2 separate regions of the Mus musculus genome follow, and region 2 is linked to region 1. Evidence: chromatin loops called from intact Hi-C (ENCODE). Cell type or tissue: gastrocnemius. All regions are shown on one strand. Links, peaks and the distances in the headings refer to the core of each region. The heading gives the core; the rest is flanking DNA.

Region 1 (5,380 bases), core at 133-5,132:
AATGGGAATCACTGCTTAATGGCTGGGCATGAGTCAGCCAGCTTTCTCCTTTAGCATGGGAATCAGAGACTAATGGCTGGTCGGTCCTAGTGAGTAAACGTTTATATTACAGCATCCTAAACGTCCCTCATCTCTAGCAGGTCTGGTTAGCAGACTATCTTTGGGGTATTTTGAAGGCAGCAAGCACGCCTTTAGCTAAATTCCACTTGAGTGACTTCGTGTTTCCTATACAAATCCCTTTTCATGCCCATTCTAGCTCTTTGGTGTAGTCTTGTACATCAATAGGATGTGGAGTCCTTTAGTTTATGGCCAGGAGTGCATAGCTGGGCTATATGCTAGTTTTATTTTGAGACAACCCCACGCTGGTTTCCATAATGGCTGTAATGAGTCTTATAAAATTGTTTTTATTTTTATTTTTTTCTGAGGCTGCTATACAGTTCACAGCTACAGTTTAGAGGCCCTAGAGAATGAATGAAGAGCGTGCACCTCCTCTAACAGTGATAACTCTGGAACATCTACCAAATGGGAAGAGCCTGAATCATGAACTTACCTATTGTGTATGTATGTTTTCTCTCTATAAAATGAACCTGTTTATTATAACACACACACACACACACACACACACACACACACACACACACACCCTGGGTATATGTTGGACCCATTTATTGTACCATATTTTTACCATATGTGTTTGTTTTTTATATCCTTTTATCTTTTCTTCATGTTAAAAAAAACCTTAACTATTTGCATTTAATTCCAAATATCTTAGTGGTTACCTGTGAAATACAAAGTTAAAGTGATTGTGTGCCTTATTTCCTTTGGTATGTGCTGAGGCCTTAGATAGAGAGCTGTGAAGCCACAGTTATGGGGTACTTCCTGACAAATGTGGGAGCCAGTTCTTGATGAGTGTGAATCACAAGTAACAGTCTTGTGCAGGCAAAAGTTACAGTCCATCCCCTCCCCCTCCCCCCCCCCAGGGGGGACTGGCAGCAGGCTCCTAGAGCTACAATCCCTGTTTTCTTTGGAAAATAACACAAGAAACACAAGCTTGTATAAGACTATGTTAGCTTCCAGCAGAGAAAAGCAGCTGTAAAGACACAAATTCAAGAAGGAAACCCTGGGAGAATGGCCCCTGGCTTTCCTCTGGGATCTTCTGTGCCGTGTATCCGCTACCCGGGGCTGATTTCTGTGCTCCACTCTCTAGGGCACTCTCCTTGGATATAGTACTGACCTCCTGTGCTCAGTCCCTGGACGATCAGTCCCAGTGTCTGAAAGGGTATCCAGGAGTTGAGGAGTAGGGAACAACTGAGGGTTGGTAAAAGTCGGAGCCTGAGGGACCTCTAAGGAAATGGCAGGGGAGATGAGACATGTTCCGGGAGGCTATGAGATTGCTCAGATCTTCTTCTCCACTGGCCTTTGCGGTTTGGCCCAATCGAGTGAGCCTTTACGGGTGTTAAGCCTCCGTTCTCCAACCCAGAGCAAAGGCTGGCAGTGCTGCCCTCTTGACCGCTGTCTTGCAGGATCTGATCTCTGCTCTTGACACCGCGGGCTTTAAGGGCACCAGAGCGGGAGAGTCGTCCGCGCCAAAAGGCTGCGAGCCTGACTGCTCTTTTTTGGAGGATGCCAGGTTCCCTCTCCTACAGGACTCAATCCCTGTCTGCAACGGACCCAGTACCAGCACTGTGGCGTGAGGTACGCACACTCAGAGTCCCCCAAGGTGTAGAATAAGTCTTTAAACAGTCAAAAACAGATATTTTAAAACCCAGGGAATTCTGCTTTGGTTGAGAAACAGCGCCTTCTGAGAGCGAAGAACTCATTAGTTTTTAGCGGTGATGGCGGGTGAACTGTCCCAAGGCAGAATCGCTCTCTCCTGTGTCATTAGTACATCAGCTGAAAGGCAAGCAAACAGTTCTTTACGTCTGGGAAAGGGCTTTAAGGGCCGCTGCTTGCGTGAAGGGGAGATTTGATGCAGCTATAAACCAGGACATAGACAGGAACAAAATTCGGGTTATTTAAGCAAAATTCTTTAGCAGGGAAAGGGAGGTGGGAAGGAGACGGAAGGGTGACGTCACTGGGGGGAGTGGCCACAGTCTTAAGAAAAGTCGGCGGGGCTGGGGAGACCACAATTGTGGGACATAGTCTCAGCATGGGCTGCTACAACGGTTCGGAGCTCCAAGACCTGGGCTGTTCCAGCCAGCTGCTCCTGCAGCCCCTCTGGGACACCATAAGGACAAGGGAGGCGTTCACGCGCTCACCCATCTTCCCAGTCACCTTTTCTATCATCACTTACGTGGGCTTCTGCCTACCGTTCGTGGTGCTGGACGTCCTGTATCCCTGGGTCCCCATCCTGCGACGCTACAAGATCCACCCGGACTTCTCGCCTTCCGTAAAGCAGCTTCTGCCTTGCCTGGGGCTGACACTCTACCAGCACCTGGTGTTCGTGTTCCCGGTGACGCTGCTGCACTGGGTGCGCAGCCCGGCGCTCCTCCCCCAGGAGGCCCCTGAGCTCGTCCAGCTCCTAAGTCACGTCCTGATCTGCCTGCTGCTCTTCGACACCGAGATCTTCGCGTGGCACCTGCTGCACCATAAGGTGCCCTGGCTGTACCGCACCTTCCACAAGGTGCATCACCAGAACTCGTCCTCCTTCGCGCTGGCGACCCAATACATGAGCTTCTGGGAGCTGCTTTCGCTGACCTTCTTCGACGTGCTGAACGTCGCGGTGCTTCGGTGTCACCCACTCACCATCTTTACCTTTCACGTGATTAACATCTGGCTGTCGGTGGAGGACCACTCGGGCTATGACTTCCCGTGGTCCACTCACAGACTTGTGCCCTTTGGCTGGTACGGGGGCGTGGCTCACCACGACATGCATCACTCTCAGTTTAACTGCAATTTTGCTCCTTACTTCACACACTGGGACAAAATGCTGGGCACTCTGCGGTCCGCGCCCCTGCCAGAGAGCCTTTGCGCCTGCGGTGAGCGCTGCGTGAACTCCAGAGAGCGATGCGCTGTACACTTGATCCAGAAGAAGAAACAGACTTGAGTTACTTTATTAGAAGTTTGTAACTTTTAAAGTGATGCACACTGCTATAAAATCTAATGTTGTTTCTGCAGCCTGACAAAGTAATTTATATAATGTTTCTATGTGAATTTAATTGTGGTCTTGGTGTTAAATTTCAACTTATCCCAGTGTCATTGACTCCAGGACACAAGGTAGACATTCAGCGTGGTGTATTTGAATCATTATGATCTCTGAAATGATTTGTTTCTAGAACCAAGACTTTCCTATGTATGAAATCGCACTGGAACTGGGCTCTAACCTCACATGTTGAGAGAAGACCTGATTTCTGACTCTTTAAATAATCAAATTTGTTCCTGCTGGGCAGTGACCAAGGTTATAGTATATTTTTTCTACTTTTGAATGAAATGATATATTTATATTGAAAAAAGTTTTATTTGTATTTTAAAAATAAAAAGAACATGAACTAAACAAGCATTAGCTCCTGGTGGGCCTGATGAATTAAAAAAAAAACTAAAAAGGAAGTGTGTGTGTGTGTGTGTGTGTGTGTGTGTGTGTGTGTGTGTGTGTGTCTGTGGCTTCTCAGTGTTCTTTGAAGCATCTACCAGTCTTGCCATGGCAAGAGCAATTTGGTGTCAGGTATTGGGCAGGGGGGCTAGGGAGTAACTTTGGGAAGAAGGCTAGGGGCTAGCTGACTGCTTATTCACACTGCTTTTTGTCTGGTTTTGACATAAGAAGCACGTGAAAAACTTGCTCTGTAGGTTACTTTTCTAGGGGATTAAGACCAGTCTCTTCTGTATTGTTGGAGTGCTATGCGTAGGGTAACTTAGAATCAGAGTAACGCCTTGATAAGCCAAGTTAGTGCATTAGGGAAGCTGATAAACTAAGCTCCATTTTAAGGTAGAGTCTATTCTTGGCTAGCACAACTGACCCTTAAAAGGCTGCCCCTGCAGCCTGGAGTTTTCCTATAGTTTATTTTCTTAATGAAGACACACATGCCAAGCATATAGCCTCTTCTTAACAGAGGGTGAGAGTAACTTTCAGTCTTAGACTTCCCGTTTTGTCTTCTGCAAAAGGAGATAGTATGAAAATAGTATGAAAAGGAGGAGGTGAAAATTAATATCAAGACAAAAGGAAGGGACAGCTGGGCTGCTCAGTAATAGAAATTATTGGCTAGGCAGATGTTGCCATCAAATGTCTCATGTAACTGCAGCTTAGTTACTTTAATGATAAATTGAGAGTATTGATCCCAAAGGCTAACGTTAAAAAGGAAGATGTCAGAAGTCAAGGTTACAGATTTGCATAGCATTGTGGGCTCAGCATATATGAACCTAAATGTTCTTATTAAGGAGTTTTTAAAAAGCATCTAAAGATCTGTTCTCCATTGTCTGTTAAAGGGATTCCTGGGAACTATCTTAAATCTTTCCCGTTACCCAGCTGCTGTGGTATCTGGTGTCTGCTGATTGTGTCAGGTATGCTCAGAGGTGTTTTCCTGGCTCCTGAACTGAAGTTACCACATCCCTTGTCTGCAACTGTATCAGACTGGGACAGAAAGATCTTATTTATAAAAACATGAACTTCCCAGAAAGCAGAAGAGGAGTCCAAGGAGGGGCCCTGCACTAGACATGCTCCATCACCTCGGTCATATGCACAGTGAGTGGAGAAAGAGGATAATAATCAGGCAGATGTGGAGTACTGAGTGCAGCTGTTATTAAGGTGAAGAGCTCTAGACACCCAAAGCCAGCCAGGCGGTATAATAACAATTTATCTCAGCTCAAGGTCAGAGTCTGTAACAATGTTTCGTGTCACCTTGCCCTAAAAGGGAAATGAGATGAGGCAATCCAACACATGGAAAGTGTTCGATTTAGAAACACTTTCTCCAAGTCCCAAGTCAGTAGCTGATGCCTTGTTCAGAAAGATGAGAGACTTTAGATAGGTGAAAGGCCGCATGACAAAGGCTAACAGGTCACATTTGTATGTCTTTTTTTTTTTTTTTCTTCACTCTTTGTCTCACTTACTCTTTGAAACACCACCATAAGGGATGTAGTTATCTTCCTCAGCAGCATCACACATTAGGCATGGAGGATTGGTCCCATGGTTTAGTATCTATTTCCAAGTAGGAGTAAAATAGGCATTATCAAATCCAAAGAGATGGTTTCTCATGTCCTTAGTTGGGTTTATTTATTGCGGTGTGTGTGTGTTTCTTTTTTAACTTTCATCCTAGCTTGGCATTAGTGAGGCTTCCCTAAAACATTTACTTCCCAATTTTCTGGCTGTTTCTTTTCTTTTTAGTGACTCACCACAACATGAAAGAAAGCCACAGGCACTTGGGTTTTTTAATCTTAAAAATTTGTCTCA
Region 2 (5,380 bases), core at 381-5,380, 230 kb after region 1:
GCATAGAAAGCATCTTTGGCAGCTGGGCATGGTAGTACATGCCTTTAATTCCAGTACTAGGGAAGCAAAGGCAAGCGAATCTCTATGAGTTTGAGGCCAGTTTGTTCTATATAGCAAGTTCAGGCCAGCCAAGGACCTGTGTTTAAAACAAAACCAAAACTGAAAACAAACAAAACACTTTATCCAAGTAGGAGAGACACTTTACTGACAGTTGCACCATTCAAACTTGGGTGTTGGGAACATAAAGGAACAATGGCAGAGAGATGAACCTGCTCAGACCCATGGCCCTGGCCCTACCTCTTACCAGGCATCGGAAGGCCTGGCTCCTTACTCAAGCCAATTATAGCAGAATATCTATCCAGCCACTGGCGTTATCATGTTGCAATCTCACCCCAGAATCGCTGCAGCTGAACCTCCTCCTTTAGACAAGAGCCAGGAGGATGGTATGGAGCACAAGAAGGGCCTTTAGTCTCTTGAGTGGTAGTTTCTAGTTCATGATGCCTGCCAGCCTCACCCAGGAGATGTGGTAGTTTCTAGTTCATGATGCCTGCCAGCCTCACCCAGGAGATGACCACGTAGCTGGGCCAACTTGATTTTCCATGTGTAGCTTGAGTTTTACCCAGCATCCAAGGATCACTGCCTGTGTCTCTTTTCCAGGGATGGAGTCAGCGGGCATCCACGAAACCACCTATAACAGCATCATGAAGTGTGATATTGACATCAGGAAGGATCTCTATGCTAACAACGTCCTGTCAGGGGGTACCACCATGTACCCAGGCATTGCTGACAGGATGCAGAAGGAGATCACAGCCCTCGCACCCAGCACCATGAAGATCAAGGTACCACACTAAGACCCTCTGACTCAGAAAGCAGCAGGAGGGGCATTTCTAGAACAGCCACAAGCTAAGAGGCAGTTTAACAGGCTCTCTGTTCTTTCCAAAGGGAATGAGGCCAAGGTGACAGTGGGTTAGATTTTAACACTACCACTTAAAATGGGCCCTGAGGAGTCCTGTCCTGGGTCTATAGGGAGTGAGCCACTGCTTCCTGAAGAGCCTGTGCTCCTTCCTGTGCATGTCAGAGCAGCTCAAGTCCCCCTCCTTCCATACCTAGCTGAGCATGCTGCCAACTCTATGTACTTGGGGTTTGAGAACAGACAGGCTGCATCTAGTAGGAGTTAGGCAAGCCTCAATTCTCCAAACCTTACTTCTGAGATGGAAATGAATGTGAAACTCAGGGGTCCAGTATGGTCAGAGAACACAGACACCCAGTAAAAGCTCAGGTCACCAAGATGGTACATTCATAAAATGAGCCTGGGTACAACGTTCTGGAAATCTAAAATTATCACCAAACCCCCTCACTATGGAAAAACAAAAATGTGTACCTTCAAAGCAAAACTCCTCTGAGGGCCAGTTTTGAAATTAAACCTGCTATTGATACAGCCACTAGCGAGCATCACTGACAGTCCCCTGAGCCAGTATCTTCATCTGCAACTTGAACATCACTGGATACCTACCCTTCAGAATTATTATAGAAGTTAAGTAAGCTAGAACCTGTCGAACCCTTGGCACAGGGCACAGTGAGAGCTTGGTGAAGGAGGAAAGATTAAATGTTGAACCAGAGCTTGCAGACAGAGACAAAGTAAGCCCCTGGCTAGCATGTGCAAACACTTTATTTACTAGAGCATCCTCTGCTACTCAAGAAACTAAGACTAGAGTGGAATTTGGTGTTGCTTGGCTCTATGTTTGAGTTGCTGCAACAGAGAAATCCCTTGTCTGATACTCTGCACAACGCCTCCGCCATTCACTCGTACAAAACACAAAACAAAACAAAAAGTGGGCATGATCTGGTATGTAAGATCTGTACTCTGAATAAGGCCAGCATGACAGGAGATACACCGGAATGGGAACTCTGAGCCCTCTGTGTTGGGCGGTGCTTATGGTCAGGACATCAGAAAGCAGTGGCCAGTTTAATCAGGTGGAAGATTACTTGCACAGAAAGTTCAGGAACAATCGTCTTTGCACACAGTAGGACTTCTGTAGAACGTGCAGCGCCTGCTGAGGTCAGCTCTGGAATCAAGAGATTTTGTCAGGGTTTTTACAAAGGGGCCCCGTGTGGGCTCTAGGGCCAGTTTGGGTTTGCCCAATAAAGGGATAAAGGAATTAGGGATGGTTTGGCATAGATTTCATAGGGGGAAAAAAACAGAAAAATCAATGGGCTCACTGGGGAAACACTCCAACTTCCACAAACCCATCCCCTCATAGAGAACAATGTCCTCGTTTTCCAGGAAGGGACAGCACAAGGCACGTCTGCTAGGCACTAATATTCTTCCCTTCTTACCCTGACAGATCATTGCCCCTCCAGAACGCAAGTACTCTGTCTGGATCGGTGGCTCCATCCTGGCTTCGCTGTCTACCTTCCAGCAGATGTGGATCAGCAAACAGGAATACGACGAAGCTGGGCCCTCCATCGTCCACCGCAAATGCTTCTAAGTCCCCCCTGCTCTGCCTCTAGCACACAACTGTGAACGTTTTGTGGATCAGCGCCTCCAGTTCCTTTCCAAATCATTCCTGCCCAAAGCTTTGATTTGTTACTCGTGGTTTTTTTAAAAATAAATCAGACATGTGCTACCCTTAACTTGTAGCCCTGGCCTAGCAACACTGATTCAATTGTGTTTCTGTTAGGTGAGAATCATTTATTATAGGGTGGCCCCCTCTAGTGGTCAGGAATAGATGTGACACAACTAGAAAAGTATATTCCCAGGCATGGATGGCATCAATCACTTCAACAGAGGAAGGTCCACTTAAATGATGTAAACGGGGTATTTGAGAGCGTATAGGACTTGTATAGATTACATATAATAATATATATTAGTACCAATAGGAAAAATCGACACTGACTTCACAGCTAGAGTGACTATTTTACTTTATACATACAGGTGACCAGATAGGTAAAAAACAATTTTACGTGTATTTAAAATTTGGCAAGTAATATGGTTTTATTAAAATCACATCTTTTGTATTAAAGCATACACACGTGCATGGATATGCATGCGTGACTTTTAACTTGCATCAAGCCTTGCGTATTATTTAACTTTAACGTTCATCAAACTTGGCATATTTAAGGAAATAATTTTTTAGTTAGTTTTTAAAAAGCACACACCTTTTAGAACCCAAGAAGCTATTTAAAAAGTCTCACTATGCACCTGGATCATTGCTTCCTCCTCCTCCTTTGGCCAACATCCAGGAAAAAATGCAGTAGATATAGTTACAGTAAGAGGAAGGGGGAAAACGGCAGTACTTCCAAGGACTTGTCATACCATGCATCGTACACAAGACTCTCACACGTCATCACTACTATGTGCAGATGGTGTTATCATCAGTCATCAGATGAGGAAGCCAAGGGTGTCCCCAAAAATGCAGTTACTTCCATAGACAGCTAAAGACTTGAACAGTTCCTTTGCCTATCAGAATGGGAACTACAGAGGTTTATTTGAGTTTTTTTTTTTTTTTTTTTTTTGGTTGTTTGGTTGGTTGGGTTTTTGTGTGTTTTTTAATACCAGACATATTAGGGCTGGAGAATTGGATCTGTGGTTAAGGATACTGGCTGTTCTTGCAGAAGACCTGGCCTCTACTCCTAGTACCCTCATGGTAGCTTGCACCTGCTTGGCTGTGACTCAGGTCCCAGGGGATCCAGATCCCTTCTCTGACCTTTGCTGGCACCAGGCATGCATGTGGTACACACATAGACATGCAGGTAAAACAGTCAAGCATATAAAAATAATAAAATAAGTTAATTAAATGAATAAAATGTGACAACCGGACAGCTTGTTATTTGCAGCACAATTTATTTCCGATGGCATCACTTGGGTATATTAATAGGTATAGGCTGAACACCACGTGGCCTCGTTTGAGACGCAGCAACCCAAAAAAAAAAAAAAAAGGAAACTTCAAAATGTGCAAGAACAATAAATATCAAAGTTTTGGTCTAAAATATATAAATATAAAATATCAGTCACTTCTGAAAACATCATAAGAAATTCGGCAGTCACACACGTCCACAGATGGTCTTACAGTTAGGGCATGTCACCTCAGATCCAACACAGTTGTTTTTATGTCCTTTACTAACACATGGCTGCATATCTAGAAAAGGAAACAAAAAACAACAACAGTGTTACATAATAACATTTACTGTGTGGTTTTCTCTCAGGAACGTATATACATCGCTTCACTTTTTTTCCCTGAATTTTATCACTATTGCTGAATTTGGTTAGGGTCGACATAACATAAACATCTATGAGAATAATTTGTGCTGCCTAGTCACACTGAACATCATGGAGATAATCGCTGCTGGTGATCCAGGCATGCTGCAGCACACCTTTAATCATAGCTCTGAGGAGGCAGAGGCAGAGGCAGGTTGGTATCTCTGAATTTGAGGGCAGTGTGGTCTGTACAGTGAGTTTCAAGGCTACATAGAAAGTCCCTGTCTCAGTAATAATGATAATCGATGATGATGATGATAATATACAACAATGATCATCCATGATGTCTACTCACACTGAACAGCTTGGGGTCCTTGGTGTGAGGATGGAAGCCCTTCTTTTTACAAGTAGAAACCTCAAGCATGCCAGCGTTGGTGAGCCTGAAAATGCCGGTGCTAAATAAGAGGTAGAAAAGAAGCACAAAGTTAAGGACCATCCGGGAAGACACAAACACGGACCTCCCTCCAACAGGAAAGAGGAAGAAGACACACACTAGGAACTGCACCATGGCTCTCACAAGAAAGGTTAGAAACATTGATCTCCAAGTACCTAGAGGACCTGGAAGGTACAGGCAGCTGAACTGTTGGGACCTCATATGGGAGGCCACACCTGTGTCCTCCACCCGAGTAGACAGTTTTAATTCCTGTAATAGTTTCAGTGTTCTTTATGTCAACCACCAGGTGTGTGGCAGTGTGAGACACTACAATCAACACATCACAGAAACTATCATCTACTGTCTTCTTTCTTTGCATCAATCCAAGACAGGTAAGGAGGAAGGAGGAAGGGGCTGGGATCACAGTGGTCAATGTTCAGGTAGATTCAGCCTCAGTAAATGATCATCTGATTCTTATGATTATAATTACTTTGTAAACTGAAGTCTTCCAGACAATGAAAAGCTATTGCTGTCTTAAAAGATGTATAACACAAGAGCAAATGGCTGAACTTGTTAATTGGGGAGAGTGAGAATGTTGCAGATTCAAATACGGGAGAGCTTTCTTGTCCCACTTACTCTTTATGCTTTGGGGAACACACAATGGCAATGGCCTCTGGCAACATAAGCTGGTAGGAGCAGTGAGTGTGGAGATCCACACTGGACAGGAATGCCGTTTGCGTGGGGTGTGT

Evidence for each region. Peaks named below come from ENCODE experiments on the same cell type or tissue, not always from the same donor. Only the 100,000 strongest peaks of a DNase experiment are listed, where the experiment ranks them.
Region 2: it touches region 1 in a loop (2.2-fold over the local background); 32 of 42 quality-filtered maps call a loop at or near these places.

The regions. Positions count from the first base shown.
Region 1 is chr19:34,471,896-34,477,275 of GRCm38, reverse strand. It overlaps Ch25h (cholesterol 25-hydroxylase), which reads left to right and starts at 2,128. Exons shown (of 1, transcript NM_009890.2): 1 at 2,128-3,493. The coding sequence starts at 2,150. The coding sequence ends at 3,046. In gastrocnemius, for the core only: no CTCF peak of the experiment used is centred there; DNase peaks (open chromatin) are centred at 1,559, 2,120, 2,519 and 2,880; H3K4me3 peaks cover 2,011 bases; H3K27ac peaks cover 1,113 bases.
Region 2 is chr19:34,238,776-34,244,155 of GRCm38, reverse strand. It overlaps Stambpl1 (STAM binding protein like 1), which reads right to left. Exons shown (of 11, transcript NM_029682.5): 9 at 5,268-5,380; 10 at 4,554-4,653; 11 at 3,823-4,139. The coding sequence ends at 4,083. Acta2 (actin, alpha 2, smooth muscle, aorta) reads left to right here. Exons shown (of 9, transcript NM_007392.3): 8 at 658-839; 9 at 2,346-3,820. The coding sequence ends at 2,489. Among named protein-coding and RNA genes, the nearest start is that of Acta2, 14 kb to the left of the region's middle. In gastrocnemius, for the core only: a CTCF peak has its summit at 2,725 (motif pointing left); no DNase peak of the experiment used is centred there; H3K27ac peaks cover 120 bases.